Linked DNA regions of Homo sapiens: region 1 is linked to region 2. The links are chromatin loops, found by intact Hi-C in ENCODE. Cell type or tissue: heart right ventricle. All regions are shown on one strand. Region 1 overlaps NCOR2 (nuclear receptor corepressor 2). Region 2 holds the start of LOC105370047 (a long non-coding RNA gene).

Region 1 (8,000 bases), 76 kb after region 2:
GTCAGTTCCGCAGCTGTGTCCTCCCTGAGTGTCCAGGCTGCGGAGGAAAAGCCAAGGCCGGCCAGGAAAGGAGGAAAGACAACAGCTGCTTCCAGAAGGCCCCAGGGTGGGTGGGGGTGGGGGGGCTCTATGGCCCCTCTTCCAGCCTGGAAGGGAAGAAAGCAAAATGTTGGCCTGGAAAATTAGTTGCTAAGCCCTGGTCACGGGACCTGTCCTGGGCTTTTCAGGCAGAAAGAGAGGTTTTGGAGAGAGGTGGAGGATCAGGGTGGGCTGTGTGCCGGGCAGCAGGGGCCGCAGGCGCACCCTTACAAATGAGCCTTTCCTGGTGCACTGGGCCCAGGTCCAGGCTCAGGGAAACTGAGACAGTGGACAAGCATTGAGCCCCCTTTCCCTGAGCCTGCATTTGTGGCCAGTGGCCTCATCCAAACAGAAAAGGATGCTGATTCCTGCTTCTCACTGTAGGCTGTGGATCTCAGCCCACGGCGGGGAGGCTGGGTCTGCCAGAGGCATGTGGTGGTGGTTTCAGGCGGCCGTGGCCATCACCCATTCCCCGGAGGAGATCAGGGTTGAGTATTCTCCCAGCTGTCAGGGGAAGAAGCGCGGACTCAGATGGGCTTCAACAGGAAAGGAATGGCTGTAGCTGGAAATGTCTGTTGGGTGTAGATGGCAGGAATAGTCTTTCAACTCAAGTCTTGCCTTCATTTCATTTCATTACATTTCATTTCATTTTATTTGTTTATTTATTTATTATTTATTTTTGAGATGGAGTTTCGCTCTGTCACCCAGGTTGGAGTGCAGTGGCAGGGTCTCTACTCACTGCAGCCTCCGCCTCTCGGGTTCAAGCAATTCTCCTGCCTCAGCCTCCCAAGTAGCTGGGATTACAGGCGCCCGCCACCAAGCCCGGCTAATTTTTGTATTTTTAGTAGAGAAGGTTTCACTCCATTGACCAGGCTGGTCTTGAACTCCCGACCTCAGGTGATGCACCCGCCTCGGCCTCCCAAAGCGCTGGGATCACAGGTGTGAGCACTGCACCCAGCCCCTTCATTCCTGTGCAGTTTTTTCAACTCCTTATGTTAGAACATTGACAAACTGAACCTGAATTCCCATAGCAGGTGGGAGCCGGAGAGAGCTGTGCTTTCTCGGATGGTATCACAGATGCTCTGATTAGGCCAGGAGAGGGCCTGCGTCCTGTGAACCAGTGGCTGATGCCGGGGAGATGGAGTGAGGCTGCCTGGTTTTGGCTCATGGGACTTTCTCTACAGTTGGGGATGATGTCATTGACTCCACCCAAGCCACGGGGCTGCTGGGACATGGTAGGGAATGGGATAAGGCTGGGGAGGCCCTGAAAAGGTCCCCACCTGGGGAAGAGGCGGGCTGGATGGGGACTGCTGCCTTGGGATTCTTGGATAAGAGACGCGGCAAGGGCTGGGAACTAGGTTTGCTGGAGGCTGGAGGGGCTCCCCTCATACCTGCAGCCCCCTGCCCCACCTCCTCTCTCCCTCAGCTGTGTTGAGGCAGGGCCTGCGAGGCAGCTCCCTGTATCCTTTCTGGGCCTCCAGAGAGGCCCTCCCAGGCGCAGGCCTGGCTCAGTCATGCCCAGCGCCTGTAGGTCTGTGGTACACAGTAGGTGATGACCAAGTCCTGCTTGAACTGAAATGGGCCGGGACAGGGTGTTAGCTGATCCAGTGCCTTTGGGGCCTGGATGCCAGTAGTCACGGAGCACCTACTGTGTGTGAGGCTCGCAGTTGCTGTGACACGGGCCCTGTCCTCAGACCTGCAGGCTGCAGGGACAGGTCGTGCGTAAGGACGAGGAGGATGCCCGCACACCCTGCCCTTCCGGTGCCTGTTGTGTTGCAGGCGCTCTTCTGAGTGCTCTCCATACATTAGGGCATTTAGTCCTGCGAGGTGGGCGCTTGGTCAGCCACATGTTTCAGAGGAGGAAATCGAGGCACAGAGAGGTTAAGTAACTTGCCCTAGGTCACACAGCTGGGAAGTGGTGGAGCTGAGATTTGAACCCAGACCACCTGGTTCCTGAGCCCATGCTCTGAACCCCCAAGGGGCAGTTCCGAGAGAGTCCAGGAGGGTGTGTGGGGTATGGTGGTGTGGTGAGCGGCCACATGGTGGGGCTGAGCAGTGCCTGGGGAGGGGGACCCTGGGCAGGCATGGGGTCCTGGGCAGGTGTGTGGGCACGTGGGGCCAGGTGAGGGGCTTAGCTGGGGCAGGAGGTCCTGGCTTTGGAAGGAGGGGCTGTGCTATATGGGAGGAGGGTCTTCCCTTGGCCCTGCCTGCCTGCTCTGGCCCCGAACTTGGTTGGGTACTAGAGGGAGGAGACACTTCCAGCCAGATGCTGGTGCCTGGGAAGCTGCGGGCAGCCCTCGGGACCCAAGCCCTGCTCATAGGTGAGGAGAGGTGGGCTGCCCAGCAGTGCCTTGCCCAGCTTCCTCAGATCCCCCACCTTGACTGGATGGTGCCCACAGGCACTTGGGCTGGTGCGAGAGGCTCTTGAAACGAGCGTCCAATCTGTTTATCAAGTTAAGAGATACCCACACAGGGCTGCTGGGTGCCCGGGAGTCACAGGCCAGGAAACAGACCGGTAATCTGGGGAGAAGAGCTGCACAGAGGGCTAGACTCTCGAGATGGGCTGGGGACCTCAGTGCTGAGGTGGGAATGACCAGAAAGGACTGGCTTTGTGCGGATCTGGGAGTCAGGGTGTCAGGCAGAGGGCATAGCAAGTGCAGAGGCCCTGAGGCAGGAACCAGCTTGGGACAGAACCTGGCAGGCCAGCAGCAGGAGCCAGGTCGCGTGGAAACATCTGCCCTCAGGCTAGGATGGAACATTCAGGTTTTATTCCGAATGCAGTGGGACACCGAATTTATTCTTAATACATGTATTTGTAGTAAAGAATCCAAAGTCCTTATTCTAAGAAATTTGACAGAAGAGTACAAGGCACATCTATATACCCACCACCTAGAATCAGCCACGGTTACCATTGCCTTGTATTTGCTCTGTGTGTATAACATGTTTGTTGTTGCACTATTGGAAAATAGGTGCAGAGGTGCCGACCTTCACCCCTAATAAATACTCCCCCTCTGTCTCCTGCGAGGAAGGAAATCCTCTCATTTTCACCTAAAATGACTGCCAATTCAGCGCGATCTTGCCGCCTCCTTGACAGCCCCCCATGGTTCCCCCCTTGGGGTGAAGGCTCCTCTCGGGAGGGCAGGAGAGGATCTGATTTCCATTTAAAAGGATCGCTGCAGCTGCTGGAAGGAGCTCAGGCTGGAGGTGGAGTTGGGGTGGGCTTGAGTTCTTTAAAGATCGCCAGTGGCTCCTTGGGGGGTCTGTGGAGGGGGTGGAGGGAGAAATTGGCTTATTTAAAGCTAGAGAAGAGGCAGGCAGAAACCAAGGACTTCCAAGAAGGGTCCGGTGTGGCTTTGTGGCCCATCTTAGGAGGGATGGAAACAAATTCAACACCCCCTGAAGCTGCGGTGGCGATTGGGATGGTCTCTTTGTTGTGGTATAAGAAGCCGAAGTCCCTGACTTCATTGATTTCAGTAAGGCCTGGGGAGGGGGGCTTGGCCGAGAACTCTGATGTGCCTGCCTCACCCCCACTGGGGAGTCAGACCCCCCTCAGACCCTGGGACCCCCACACCTTAGCAGGTTCCTGGGGACCCCCATACCTCTTCCCAGAGAGCAGGGCCTCGTCCCTGTCATGGGATCCTCAGCACCAGCACAGCCCCCCAAGCCTGCCACATCTCCTGGGAAGCTGAGCTGGACCCTCTGGAGGCCCAGTTGGCTGAGAGACTGGCTCAGCCTGTGGTCCCAGAGGCATGGCTGGCCTGCTTCTTCTCCCTAGTGGATTTGCGCTCCTAGCACCCCGCAGACTAGCTGGCGGGGGTGGGGGGCGGGAGGGGGACGGCTCCAGTCTTTCCCTGTGTGTGTGTGTGCGTGTGTGTGTGTGTGTGTGTGTGTGTGTGTGTGTGTGTGTGTGTGTGTGTGTGTAAGACAGAGAGAGGGAGGGAGGGAAGGGAGGAAGGGATCTGTTTCCTCCCCTGGCCAGTGGGTCTGCCCTTGTAGAAAAATGCCAGTGAGCATCTTCCCTGCTACCCAGGCCAGGCCGGAGCTGCCCGCCCTGCGCTGTCCGAGGCAGACCGAATGCACACCCAGCACAGTGGACATAGGCACAGGCTACAGCAGGTGGCACTGTGGTTAGACCCAGAGGGGGACTTCCTTGTTCTGGGCAGAAGGCAGAGCCCAGTGCTTGGGGCCATGGAGGTGTCTGGATGTCCCCTCAGGGACACTACTGCTGGAGGCCTTTGCCACCCGTGCACTCCACGAGGGACCCAGCTAGAGCCGGGCCGTCTTGCCAGCGCCCTGCCGGCAATGTGGACAGGCTGAGGCCCCGCTGGCCAGTGGCCTGTTGGCTTCCGCCCGCTGGTCTGCACCAGTCACCACGTGACTTTCCTCTGCTGGCTTGAGGTGAGCTTTTCTCACCCATGAGCCTGGGGCCTCTTGGACAGGGGCCGAGGTGGCATGGGCTGGTTGTTGCCGTCCCTGCAGTCCCCATCCCTCACTGGGGCTGTCAGCAGCCACTGCCCCGAGCACGTGTGGCCGTTGTCTGTCACCAGAACTGCCTCTTGATCTCCAGCGCGTTCCTGGCACAGCCTGCATGCATGGGGTTAGGTTCTGGGCCACCCAGCACCAGCCTGGCCACCTCGTGGGGACCGTCATGGTCACGGGGCTGTCGAGGATGGAGGGCACAGCTTGCCCTTGGTCAGCAGCTGAAATATGGGGTGGGGTGGGGCTGAGGTGTCTGGGCTCCAGGACCAGAGAGGGGCTTTCTGACTGTACCGAAGCACCAAGTGGGTGTTTGTGGAGGCTCCCAGATCACACCGTCTGTCCACCCCCAGCTGTTAGAGGTGGAGTAACTGGGGTTGTGTGGGTGGCTCGCCCTGCGTCCCCTTCCCCGCCCCCACCCCCCGCCCCCCGCCGCCACTTGCTCAAGTCACCTTGGAGATGTGGAAGCCAGGCAGCTATGCTCTGGGCTGATTGGGGATCTCTTCTCAAAGGACATGCAGCAGGCAGCACTGTGGTTAGATGTGGAGAGGGACTTCCTTGTCTTGGAGGGAAGGCAGAGCCCCCTCTCTGGGAGCTGCTGGGGTCCTCACAGCTGGTCCTTGGGGTGAGGCTGGGGAATGAGGAACTGCTTGGAATGTGGTTTTCTCTGGCGGCTGCCCCTCCCCAGGGCTGACGGGCCCGCATGTTGTACAGCACAGCTTCCTGTGGTGTGGCAGTGGGCTCCATCCGGGCTGTCTGGTGCGGCCGGAGCCCCAGCCGCATGTGGCTGCTGGACACTGGAAGCATGGCTGGGGAGAACTAGAGCCCGACTCTTAAATTTTACTGGATTTGTGATTTCAGTTGAGCCACACATGGTGGGTGGCTTCCATTTGGGACCAGGCCTCTGCAGAGGAGGCCAGGTCTGGGTGGCCGGTTCACCAGGAAGGGAGGTGACCGTGTCCTCAGGGGAAGTCTGTGGGTTTTCTTCAGGGGCCCCCGTCTGCTGGATAGCCATGCAACTATGTGCCTGTCTTTCTGTCGTCTGCCTGTGTGATGTGTGTGTGTCTGTTGTGTGTCTACATGTGTGACTCTGTGTATGTGTGTCCATCATGTCTGCCTGCGAGACCCTGTGTGTGCATCTGTTTGTCTGCCTGCGACTGTGTGTGTGTCTGTCATATGTCTGCCTGGATGACCGTGTGTGTGTGTCTGCCTGCCTGTGTGACCGCCTGTGTGTCTGCCTGCCTGCCTGTGTGATGGACTGTGTGTGTGTCTGTCATATGTCTGCCTGCATGACCATGTGTGTGTGTCTGCCTGCCTGTGTGACTGACTGTGTGTCTGTCTGCCTGTGTGACCATCTGTGTGTCTGGCTGGCTGGCTGTGTGACTTATGTGCCTGTGTATATATGTGTGTGTGTGTGTCTCTCTGTGTATCTGCCTATATGACTGTCTGTCTGCCTGTGTGACTGTGTGTCTGTCTGTCTGTCTGCCTGTGTATCTGTCTGTGTGTCTGCCATGTGACTGTGTGACTGTGTGTCTACTGTGTGTGTACCGTGTGGGTGACTGCATGTGTGTATGTGACTGTGTGTGTCTGTGACTGTATGTGTGTGTATCTGTGTGTCTGCCTGTGTGACTTGTGTGTGCCTGTATGTATGTGTGCCTGTGTATATCTGTCTGACTGTATGTATGTGTGCCTGTGCATATATCTGTGTGTGTGTGTCTCTCTGTGTATCTTGTGTGTGCCTGTATGTATGTGTGCCTGTGTATATCTGTCTGACTGTATGTATGTGTGCCTGTGTATATATCTGTGTGTGTGTGTCTCTCTGTGTATCTGCCTATATGACTGTCTGTCTGCCTGTGTGACTGTGTGTCTGTCTGTCTGTCTGCCTGTGTATCTGTCTGTGTGTCTGCCATGTGACTGTCTGTGTGACTGTGTGTCTACTGTGTGTGTACCGTGTGGGTGACTGCATGTGTGTATGTGACTGTGTGTGTCTGTGACTGTATGTGTGTGTCTGTGTGTCTGCCTGTGTGACTTGTGTGTGCCTGTATGTACGTGTGCCTGTGTATATCTGTCTGACTGTATGTGTGTGTGCCTGTGTGTGCATGTCTGTGTGACTTTGTGTATCTGTGTGTGTCTGTGACTGCATGTGTGTCTGCCTGTGTGACTTGTGTGTGCCTGTGTATATCTGTCTGACTGTATGTGTGTGCCTGTATGTGCATGTCTGTGACTGTGTCTGAGTATATGTGTGTTTGTGTGACTGCATTTGTGTGTGCCTGTGTGACTTGTATGTGCCTGTGTGCTTGTGTGCCTGTGTGTATCTGACTGTATGTGTGTGCCTGTATGTATGTGTCTGTGTGGCTGTATCTGACTGTATATGTGTGTGCCTGTGTGACTTTGTGTGTGTGCGCACGCACCTGTGTGTCTGCCTGCATGTGAGTGGGCAGGGGGGAGGCGGCGGGTGCCAGGTGCAGGAGCATCTTCCGCAGTGCCCCCTGCGCTCTCCCAGGAGCAGAAGTTCTGCCAGCGCTATGACCAGCTCATGGAGGCCTGGGAGAAGAAGGTGGAGCGCATCGAGAACAACCCCCGGCGGCGGGCCAAGGAGAGCAAGGTGCGCGAGTACTACGAGAAGCAGTTCCCTGAGATCCGCAAGCAGCGCGAGCTGCAGGAGCGCATGCAGAGGTGAGCGGGGCCTGAGCCCAGGGCCCCCGACGTCAGGGCCCGGGGTCAGCTCCAGCATCCTCAGTAGAGATGGCCTGGCCAGGAAGGAACAGAACAGCACAGCAGCTTCTCAGGCCAGTGGCCAGGGCCCTACCAGACCCTGGCCTGTGTCACGTGGAGCCTCTTTGGCCTAATACTTACTTGGAACTTAAATACATTTTGGGGACAAGCACTTCTTCCCATGTGCCATAGCGTGCACCTGCCAGCTTCACTCATTTCTGGGGCCTGCACGACCCCTGAAGGCAGCTGAGTTTGAGATCCCTGGTGTGGGACAAAGGGGAGAGACGTGGCTAAGAGACCACGCTGTCAGCCTCCCCCAGTGGCTGTGAGGACTGGGTGGGCCCCATCTGAGAGGTGCCTGGTGACAGGCAGCTGTGGTTCTATGGCCATTTTTCTTTGGATGCACAGATAAGGCGATTCATTGGTAATGATAACAACACCTTTCACCCTTAACTGAAGTCACAAGCCATGTCTCATTAAGTTCCCCACAACAGCTCTAGGCAGCCAGGTGCCACTTTTGAATCCTCATATGACAGGGGAGGAAACTGAGGCACAGAGAGAAACACTTCGGCCCAGGGCCAAAGAGGCAGAGCTGGGCTTTGAACCCAGATCTTTGTAGCTGGGCTTTTCAGGGTGTTTTAGGAGAGAGGAAGGGACTGAGCTGCCCATGTCACAGGGTTTGGCCTTGCTGGGTTGGGGTGGGGGCTCCATGCCTCCCCAGGACCCCGGGT
Region 2 (8,000 bases):
AGATTTTGGGGGGACATAAACATTCACACTCCAGCACCCCTCCATCCAGGATTTTGTTCATCTTTGTCACCGCTGTGTCCCCAGCACTGGGTATGTAGCAGGCACTTAGGAGACAGTTGTGCCTGACTCAGTGTCTTCCACGGGGCCTCAGCCTGTCCCCTCCCCATAAATGGGGCCTCTCTGGTGAAGGAGGCCCTGCATTTTGGGGATGATTTGGAAAACCAGGAAAAGTTCTCATGCTTTTTCTCTGACTGCCACTGGGGTACCCACCAAGCATCCCAAGAGAGCTACCCCTCCTAGATACAGTCATGAGAAGGAACCCAGGGATGCTGTAGGTACGGGGAGTGGGGGAGGGGTGGTGACAGCCTCAGCCTTGTGTGTTGAGGACCAAGGCGAGGTGAGCATTCCACATACCTTAGTTCATTGTGTCCTTCCCATAGCCTTGTAAAGTCGGCACAGAGTCACCCTCTCCTGATAAGGCACAGAGAGGGTAGGCAGCTTGCTCAAAGACACACAGCTGCAGGCCTGCAGTATTACCAACTGAATGGCATTTCCAAGGCAGTTGCTTCTTTGCTCAAGGTCATGCTTAGCATGTTAAGGGGATCATCCTGTTTCATCCCCAAAAGTCCCTCTACTATCCCTATCTTCCGAGGCGGGTCCTGTTTTCTGGGGATCTGGCTCAGAACTGGCAGGGGCCCGTTTCCCAGGCTGAGAGAGTGCGCCTCATTTAGCCCAGAGCAGAGGCCCAGAGATGCCCACACTTCTGAAGGTTGGGGGTCAGTTTCCAGTGTGGCTTAGAAGTTAGAGGGCAGGAGGGGCACCCCAGAGTGGAGGAACTGCCCTCTTCCTCCGGAGTCGTTCATTTGCATGACAATGAGCCCTTTGTTCCTGAGGCCAGCCTCCTTCCCAGGCTAATAACATAATTCCTGGCCTGTGATGTCATAATGGGCCCTTTCTGTGGCTGGGGTCAGAGGCTGGGTGGGCAGCTGTGTGGGCTGGGCCAGGCCTGCTAATAACCAGGGAGGTGGTGATTGCCAGGGGCCTGTGTGCCAAGCTGCCTCCTTCCAGGGTCTCGCTGAGTCCTCCCGAGAGAGCAGCGGGAGGTGGGATTTGCTCCCCTGTTGACACTGGAGCAAGCTGAGCCTCCAGGAAGCCCTCCCTGGCCCCACCGTTTGTCTGGTCCCCCTCGATGAGCTGCTTCAAGCTTCTTGGCCTGTGGAGTGGGGGTGACTCACTGTCAGTTTGGCCCTCGGCCGAGAGGCGTGGGCGTGAGAGTCCCTTGTTTCCTGTAAACTGGAGGGAGGCCAATACCCAGCGGCTACTGTGTTGGGGCCACTCGGAAAGCCAGGTTCAAACCTTGGCCCCACTTGGTCCCCTGGGCATCGGCTGAACTCCCTGTGCCTCCGTTTCCCCCTCTGCTTCATGGGGTTCCGCTGGGGCTTGGGCTCAGAGCTAGGCAGGGAGTGAGCTTTCAGGAAATGGGCAATGTCAGAAAAGGCGGGGGCTGGTGGAGTGGGGTGAGTGGTGATACCCCCAAGAGTTAGGTCCATGTCCTAGTAACCCAGCCCCTGTCAGAGAGAGACCGTATTTGATAAAAGGGTCTTTGCAGATGTGTTTTGAGATGAGCTCATCCTGGGTTACCCAGGTGGGCCCTGAATCCAAAGACCAGTGTCCTTAGAAGAGACAGAAGAGGAGAGAGCAAGACTACATGAACTACAGGAAGACAAAGGCAGAGATTGGAGGGCTGAAGCCGCAAGCCAAGGAATGCCTGGAGCCACCAGCATCTGGAAGAGGCAGAAAGGAGCCTCCCTTTGAGCTTCTGGAGGGAGTAGGGTCCTGCTGACGCCTTGATTTTGGACTTCCAGGCTCCAGAACTGTTAGAGAATAAATTGCTGTCGTTGGCCGGGCGAGGTGGCTCATGCCTATAGTCCCAGCACTTTGGGAGGCCGAGGTGGGCGCATCACTTGAGCCCAGGATTTCAAGATCAGCCTGGGCAACATGGCGAGACCCTGTCTCTACAAAAAGCACAAAAATTAGCCGGATGTGGTGGCGGCTTGCCTGTAGTCCCACGCTGAGGCAGGAGGATCAATTGAGCCCAGGAGGTCAAGGCTGCAGTAAGCCATGATTGTGCCACTGCACTCCACCCTGGACCACAGAGTGAGACCCTGTCAAAAAATAATAAAAAAATAAAAATAAATCACTGTTGTTTTAAGTTTCCTGGTTTGTGGTCATTTTTATGGCAGCCCTAGGAAATGAACACAGCTGGCGACGCCAGTCTCTGGAGGTGGGGGAACTGGCCCTGGCGGGGGTTGGTACTGTTCCCCACTCCAAGCCTGAGGGTGCAGGACAAGTTTGGGTGGCCGAGAACCCCTTTGTGCCTGGGAGTGCATGAAGCCCCATTCGGGGAGTCTGGACTTTCCAGGAAGGACGCCTTGCTTGAACCTGCCTTTCTTGCCGAGAACCAAATCCACAAGGCCCTAGACCCCACCTGCCGCCTGCTGTTCGCTGTCCCCTCAGACAGCCCTGCTAAGGGGACAGGACCCAGAGGCAGGAGGCTCTCGGATTCTACCCCGGCTTTGCCCCAGGCCCCGGACGCCCTTTCCCCACGCGTCTGGTGACTCCTGCAGAACCCGGGTTGCACTCATCCCCCAGCAAGCCCCAGGTTTGCCGGGTGCCCTTGACAAATGGAGAAACTAGGCCCAGAGAGGGCAGGCTACTTGGCAGAGGCCACACAGCTCCTTAGTGGCACTGACGGCCTTACAGTCTCGCCACGGGGGCTGGCACTGGGGCTTCCAGGAGTGGGGATCAGAGTTCTCGGCCACTTGGAGACCTGGAGTGGAGCCGGCCGGCTGTGTGGACCTGGGGTCAGTTACCTGATATTTGGGACACTCGGCTGCCTTTGATGGACCTGGCCTGGTGTAGGTGGTACCCCGAAATCTGGGCTTTAAGCACACCCTGTCTGTGCTCTCAGCCTCAGTCTCTCTGTTTGCAAACTGGTCTTTGAGCTTCAGCTCCACGTCTGCGATTTTGCTCTTAGCATGTTCATGCATTCAGCAAACATTTATTGAGCACCTGCCATGTGCAGTGTGCTGGGACTCTGGGGGACACAAAGGTGTGACTCTTGCTTCATGGATCTTGTGTTTGGGGCTGTGGGGGGAGAGGAAATGCAGCAGCACAGGTTGGAGTCCAGATTCCGGGTTCTGATGAGGGAGGTCACGGAGCTGGGCCGTGAGGGAGGTGAGGATGTGGCCTTTCGTCTCCTCCTGGGCCCGGGGTGGACAGTGTGCAGCAGGCTCTCAAGTGGACATGGAGATGCCCACAGCCTGTCCGCGGCGGCCCATGGGCACCTCTGGCTGGCAGGACCTGGCCTGGTCTTGTGAGCAGGGACATGGGATGGGAGGGCTGCAAGGCCTGGCTCCAGCCTGGTGGGAGAGACAACAGTCTCCTCTAACCTAAGCAGCAGGCATGGGTATGCTGGTGACAGGGTCCCAGGACACAGTGGGTGAGCTGGACACAGGAGGTGGCTCGCCTGGGTTTGCATCCAGGCTGTGCCCTTGTTGGCTGTGTGACCTTGGGCAAGTTGCTCGGCCTCTCTGTGCCAGTCTCTCCAGCTGTAGAATGGGGATGATAACAGAATCCCTCACGGGGGCGCTGTGAGGAAGGAGTTGGTGCCACCAAGTGTTGTGTTGGGGACTGGCTGTGCCAGTGGCTGCGAGGTGTTCCCTCCCGTGGCTGCTCAGGGCAGCGGCGTGGAAGATGGAAGTGGCATTTGCTCATCTTCCCGCTGCCCTGCTCCTCCCTGTGCAAATAGCCTCAGTCTTCCACCTAGGAAACGGGAGCTGTAACAAGCACATGGCCCCATGGAGGTCGGGAGGAGAAGCGGAGCTGGGGTGCATCAGTGCCTGTGGGGTGGGGGCTTGGGGTCGCCACCTGCTCCAGATTGAGGCCTTGGCTGCCCCCGAGGCCTGGAACAGCCACTTGTTTTACAACCCAGGAAACTGAAGGCCTGGCAGGGATGGCCCCAAGACATGCCCATGGGTACAGCCCATGTGGTGGCTCCTGGCTGCAGACAATGCCTCTTTTTTCTGGCCTGGCGGGAGCAGCCCAGGCTTGCTCAACCTGGCCTAGGTTTATCAGCACATTTGGTTCTGCGGTGCGGCTAGCAGACATTCCCTCCAAGAGAGATCGTGATGTTCCTCCGGAAACCGAGGTCCGGAGGCTCAGGTTACTGTGGGGGGCGGCCGTCGGGGGGTGTGTCTGCCTCTGAGAAGTGACCCAGATCAGAGCTGGGCTGTGCTGGGCAGTGTTCATCTGCAAAGCTGCCGCCTGCTCTTTCACCCATGAGAGCCACTGACAGCTCAGGAAGGGACTGGGAGCCACCCACTTTCCCTTCAGGGTGACACAGGACAGGCCTCTCCCTGGCTCCTGCCTGGCCCCTTCCCCCTACACTGAGTCTGGCCTGGGTCTCCCATTCCATTTCTCTGGCCTCTTCTTGGCTGGCTTTGGACCTGTCCTCACCTACATGGATAAGGGACCTAGCGGGTGGAAGAGATCTGATTCCAGGGAGATCCTATCTGAGAGTTTGTGTTTTAGGAGGGTTGCTATCTTAGGTCTCTTGGTTGCAATGGACAGACTCCCTCTGCCTCCTGCATTTAGCACAAATAGTTCAAGTAACTAAAAAACCTCAGAGAAGCTTCAGGCACAGTTGGGTCCAGGTGCTCCCCACTTTCAGTCCCTGTTAGCCTGAGACTAATAATTGCAGTTCAGTAGCCCCAGTGGAAGGACAGCTTCTTGTTCCCAATATTCCAGCAAATATCATGGGAATGAGTTTTGTTGCCTCAGCTTGAGAGTTCAGAGTTAAGCCCCCCCCCCCCCCACCAAAGCCAGTGCCACTTTGGCTGGAGGGCTGGGTCAGCCTCCCTGAGACCCCAGGACTGAGGGTGCAGGGGGGGTGGTTGCCCAGGGAAATTGGGGTGTGGCATGCACGGAGTGGGGCCGGGTGGGCAGAGACACTGTGTCTTGCTCCCTGTGTTGGAGATGGGGCCAGGTTGGGGTCCCTGCCTGGCCTGCCTTTCATGGCCAGTGTGTGTGTGTCCCATTGGGGTGGAGCAGGTGGCGCCGATGAGTCACTGGGTAAGTTTCATTCCTGTTATATTTAATAGTTGAGGGCCTCTTGGGTCCCCCCTCCAAGCCGTTGCTGGCGCTCCACCTCCTGTCCCCCCATCAGCCCGCTTCAGCTCCCCAGCCTTCCCTCACCTCTCTTGTGGCGTCCAGTGACCACGTCATAAGCCACAGGTCATGTCCTGGCAGCCCCTGGGCTGTATTTGGCTGTCAGACTGATTTATTGGGTTGGTTTTATAGTCAGTGTTTTTTTAGAAATATCGGGAGATGTCTCAAAATTGGGCTTCTTGGCTTTGCTGGAAAGATTTGGATGCCGTGGACCCCCTGCCCCACGTGGACCCTGTTCCAGCAGGGTCTGGAACATCAGGAATGTTTGGGGGCCACATTCCTGGGTCTCTGCTCAGTGTTGGCTGGGGCTGAGCTGCGGTCACCCCCTTCCTGCGGGCCCCTCCCCTCGGCGTGGTGCCTGCCTGGGCCCTTGTGTTCCGGCAGGGTCTTGGGTATCTACAGCTCTCCTCTTGCTTTTTGTCCCTGCCCTTCTTCGGGTGGATCATCCGATCCCAGGTAGACGCTTAGCTTCAGCCGTCGCCACTCCTGGGCGCTGAAGCATTTGTTTACTGTCTGAGCTCCTGGCTGCAGGGGCCATAGGACCTTTTGGGTTCTTGATCACTGTCCCGTCATCAGACATTTATTGATCAATGCCCCTGGGGTAATTGAATGGCCCAGATGCGTCCACTTCTGAGCATTGGACAGAGCTGACGTAAAGTGGATTCTTCCCGTTTAGCCTGGGAGCCCAGGCGGCAGTGGGGTCCTCCCATCCAGGCCCTTTGTGGTCCAGCCTGGCCACTTGCTGGGGGCTGGGATGGGTTGGGGAGGCAGGAGGGGACCCTTGTTGAGTGGGTGGGCTCTGTCGCCCTGGACGCTGCTGCTGGCACAGCTATTCTTAGCAGCAGAAACATTTGTCCTCATTCACATGTGGTGGATGCCTCCAGGGATCTACCCTGAAATACTAGAGGCGACCCCATAAATTCCTCAGAAAGCCATCCTTGAGGGCCTGCGTGCATGGAGGAGAAGCGGGAGGAGGCGTTTCCGGCAGCTGCACAGCTGTGGATGTGTTTGCCAGATGTTGGAGGCAGGGAAGTCGGTGGGAACCTTGCGGAGGCCGCCTTCACACTCGGGGTCTGGGCATGGACATGAGCGGGTGGGACAGAGACTGCAGACTGGTGGGCAGAGAGAAGGGCTCTGGCCCTGGCCTCAAGTTTTGGGGTCCAGGGGCCCCTCTGAAGCAGTCAGCCCTTCCCTGGGCCCTGGCCTTGAGGCCACCTGGGTTGGAGGCAGCTGGCGAGGGGAGAGCTCAGCTTATCGGGCGCTTCCGAGGGATCAGAGGTGCAAGTCGCTGCCCAGCCATGCCCTGTGGCCGTCATGGGGTCCTGAGGTGAGGTGGGCCAGAGACAAGGCCTGGACGCATGCTGCACTCGGCTCTGAGGGCCTGCTGAGTGCCGGGGCCACTGGCAACACTTTGCCTTTTATGGGGGCAGCCTGAGCCTTTGGGGCCACCGCGGAACAACACAAGCACAACACTAGCAATCAGGGAGGTCTCCCTGGAGGAGGTGTTGTTTAATTTTAAATTGTGGTAGATACATATAATGTGAAATTTACCTTCAGCCATTGGTAAGTAGATAATTCAGTAGTGTTAAGAATAGCCATATTGTTTAGCAACCGATCTCCAGCACTTTTCATGTGGCAAAACTGAATCGCTATATCTGTTAAACAGTAACTCCCCCTTCCTCGCTCTCCCCAGCCCCTGGTCCCAGCCATTTTCCTTTTTGTCTCTATGAATTCAGTGACTCTGGCCACCTCCTACGAGTGGAATCGCACAGTGTTTGTCCTTTTGTGGCTGGCTTCTGTCACTCAGCATAATGTCAGGAGCTGTGTTCCATGTAGTCTGGGGTTGTTGGTTCATTCTTAGCCATGAAGCAAAACGGATGAAGACCCAGGACCCCAACCCCGTCCGCATCCTTTAGAAACCCCAGGTCCCACCGCCTCTCCAGGTGCTGTCCAGGAGCTCAGCCCCAGCTCAGCCACCCAGCTCCCTGAGCCCCACTCTGGCATGGCCTCCCTCTCTCCTGCCGTCACAGCCCAGGGGCACGGGGTTAAGTGGTTTGCCCAGGTTACACAGCTGGTGCCAGCGTCTCCCTCCCCACTGCCCAGACACCAGCCTCCTCTCTGACTCCTCACTTCCCTCTGCAGAGAAGATTGCTGTTGGGAAGGCCAGATGGAGGAGATGGGTCTAATGGAAAACACGTCCCTCCTGGGGCGCCCGGAACTTAATGAGGAAGAGGCGGCAGAACCAGGCGTAATGTTTGTGAAGTACGCAAGTGGGGAGGGCCGCTCCCCGTGCAGGGCTTCTCGGGTGGAGCCACAGGAACCTGGAGTGCAGGGAGGGTTCGTCCTGCTGTGGTTTATCTCCCTCTCTTCCTTTTAAAATTAAATGGAAACAAAAAAAAAAGGAGGGGAGGAGGAAGTGATTTTGAGCATACTTCGCCGTGGCGGGGGAGCAGGGCCGAGCTGGCTGCCGTCCAGCGGACAGGAACGCTCCAATTATATTGGAAACAGTAACGGGCCTCCTCGGAGGCTCCGACCAACGCCACTTCCCTTTCTGTTCACTGAGGGCGGGCGCCTGGGCTGGCAGGGCCGTGGGGAGGGCCGGGGGTTTGGGCACCCGTATCCTGACTGTGTGGCCTTGGGCAAGTCAGTTCACCTTTCCGAGCCTCAGTTTTCTGATCTGTTCAGTGGGGCGAATTGTGTTTGGTGAATGGAACTGGAGCGTCTGCTGCCTCTGGTGTTAGCATGAGATAAATGTGGCCTGGAGTGGAGGT

Evidence for each region. Peaks named below come from ENCODE experiments on the same cell type or tissue, not always from the same donor. Only the 100,000 strongest peaks of a DNase experiment are listed, where the experiment ranks them.
Region 1: it touches region 2 in a loop (2.0-fold over the local background); 12 of 110 quality-filtered maps call a loop at or near these places.

The regions. Positions count from the first base shown.
Region 1 is chr12:124,429,845-124,437,844 of GRCh38, reverse strand. NCOR2 (nuclear receptor corepressor 2) reads left to right here. Exons shown (of 49, transcript NM_006312.6): 11 at 7,058-7,230. Among named protein-coding and RNA genes, the nearest start is that of MIR6880, 97 kb to the right of the region's middle. RefSeq lists enhancers at 4,061-4,668, 4,669-5,276. In heart right ventricle, a CTCF peak has its summit at 4,202 (motif pointing right); DNase peaks (open chromatin) are centred at 4,540 and 5,244; H3K27ac peaks cover 4,896 bases.
Region 2 is chr12:124,506,112-124,514,111 of GRCh38, reverse strand. All of the region lies in intron 2 of NCOR2 (nuclear receptor corepressor 2), which reads left to right. LOC105370047 (a long non-coding RNA gene) reads right to left here and starts at 890. Exons shown (of 3, transcript NR_188646.1): 1 at 415-890. RefSeq lists enhancers at 775-1,069, 712-1,260, 1,261-1,809, 5,249-5,358, 4,886-5,471 and 1 more and a silencer at 5,533-5,747. In heart right ventricle, a CTCF peak has its summit at 3,655; DNase peaks (open chromatin) are centred at 1,241, 4,181, 6,231 and 7,571; H3K4me3 peaks cover 2,559 bases; H3K27ac peaks cover 7,868 bases.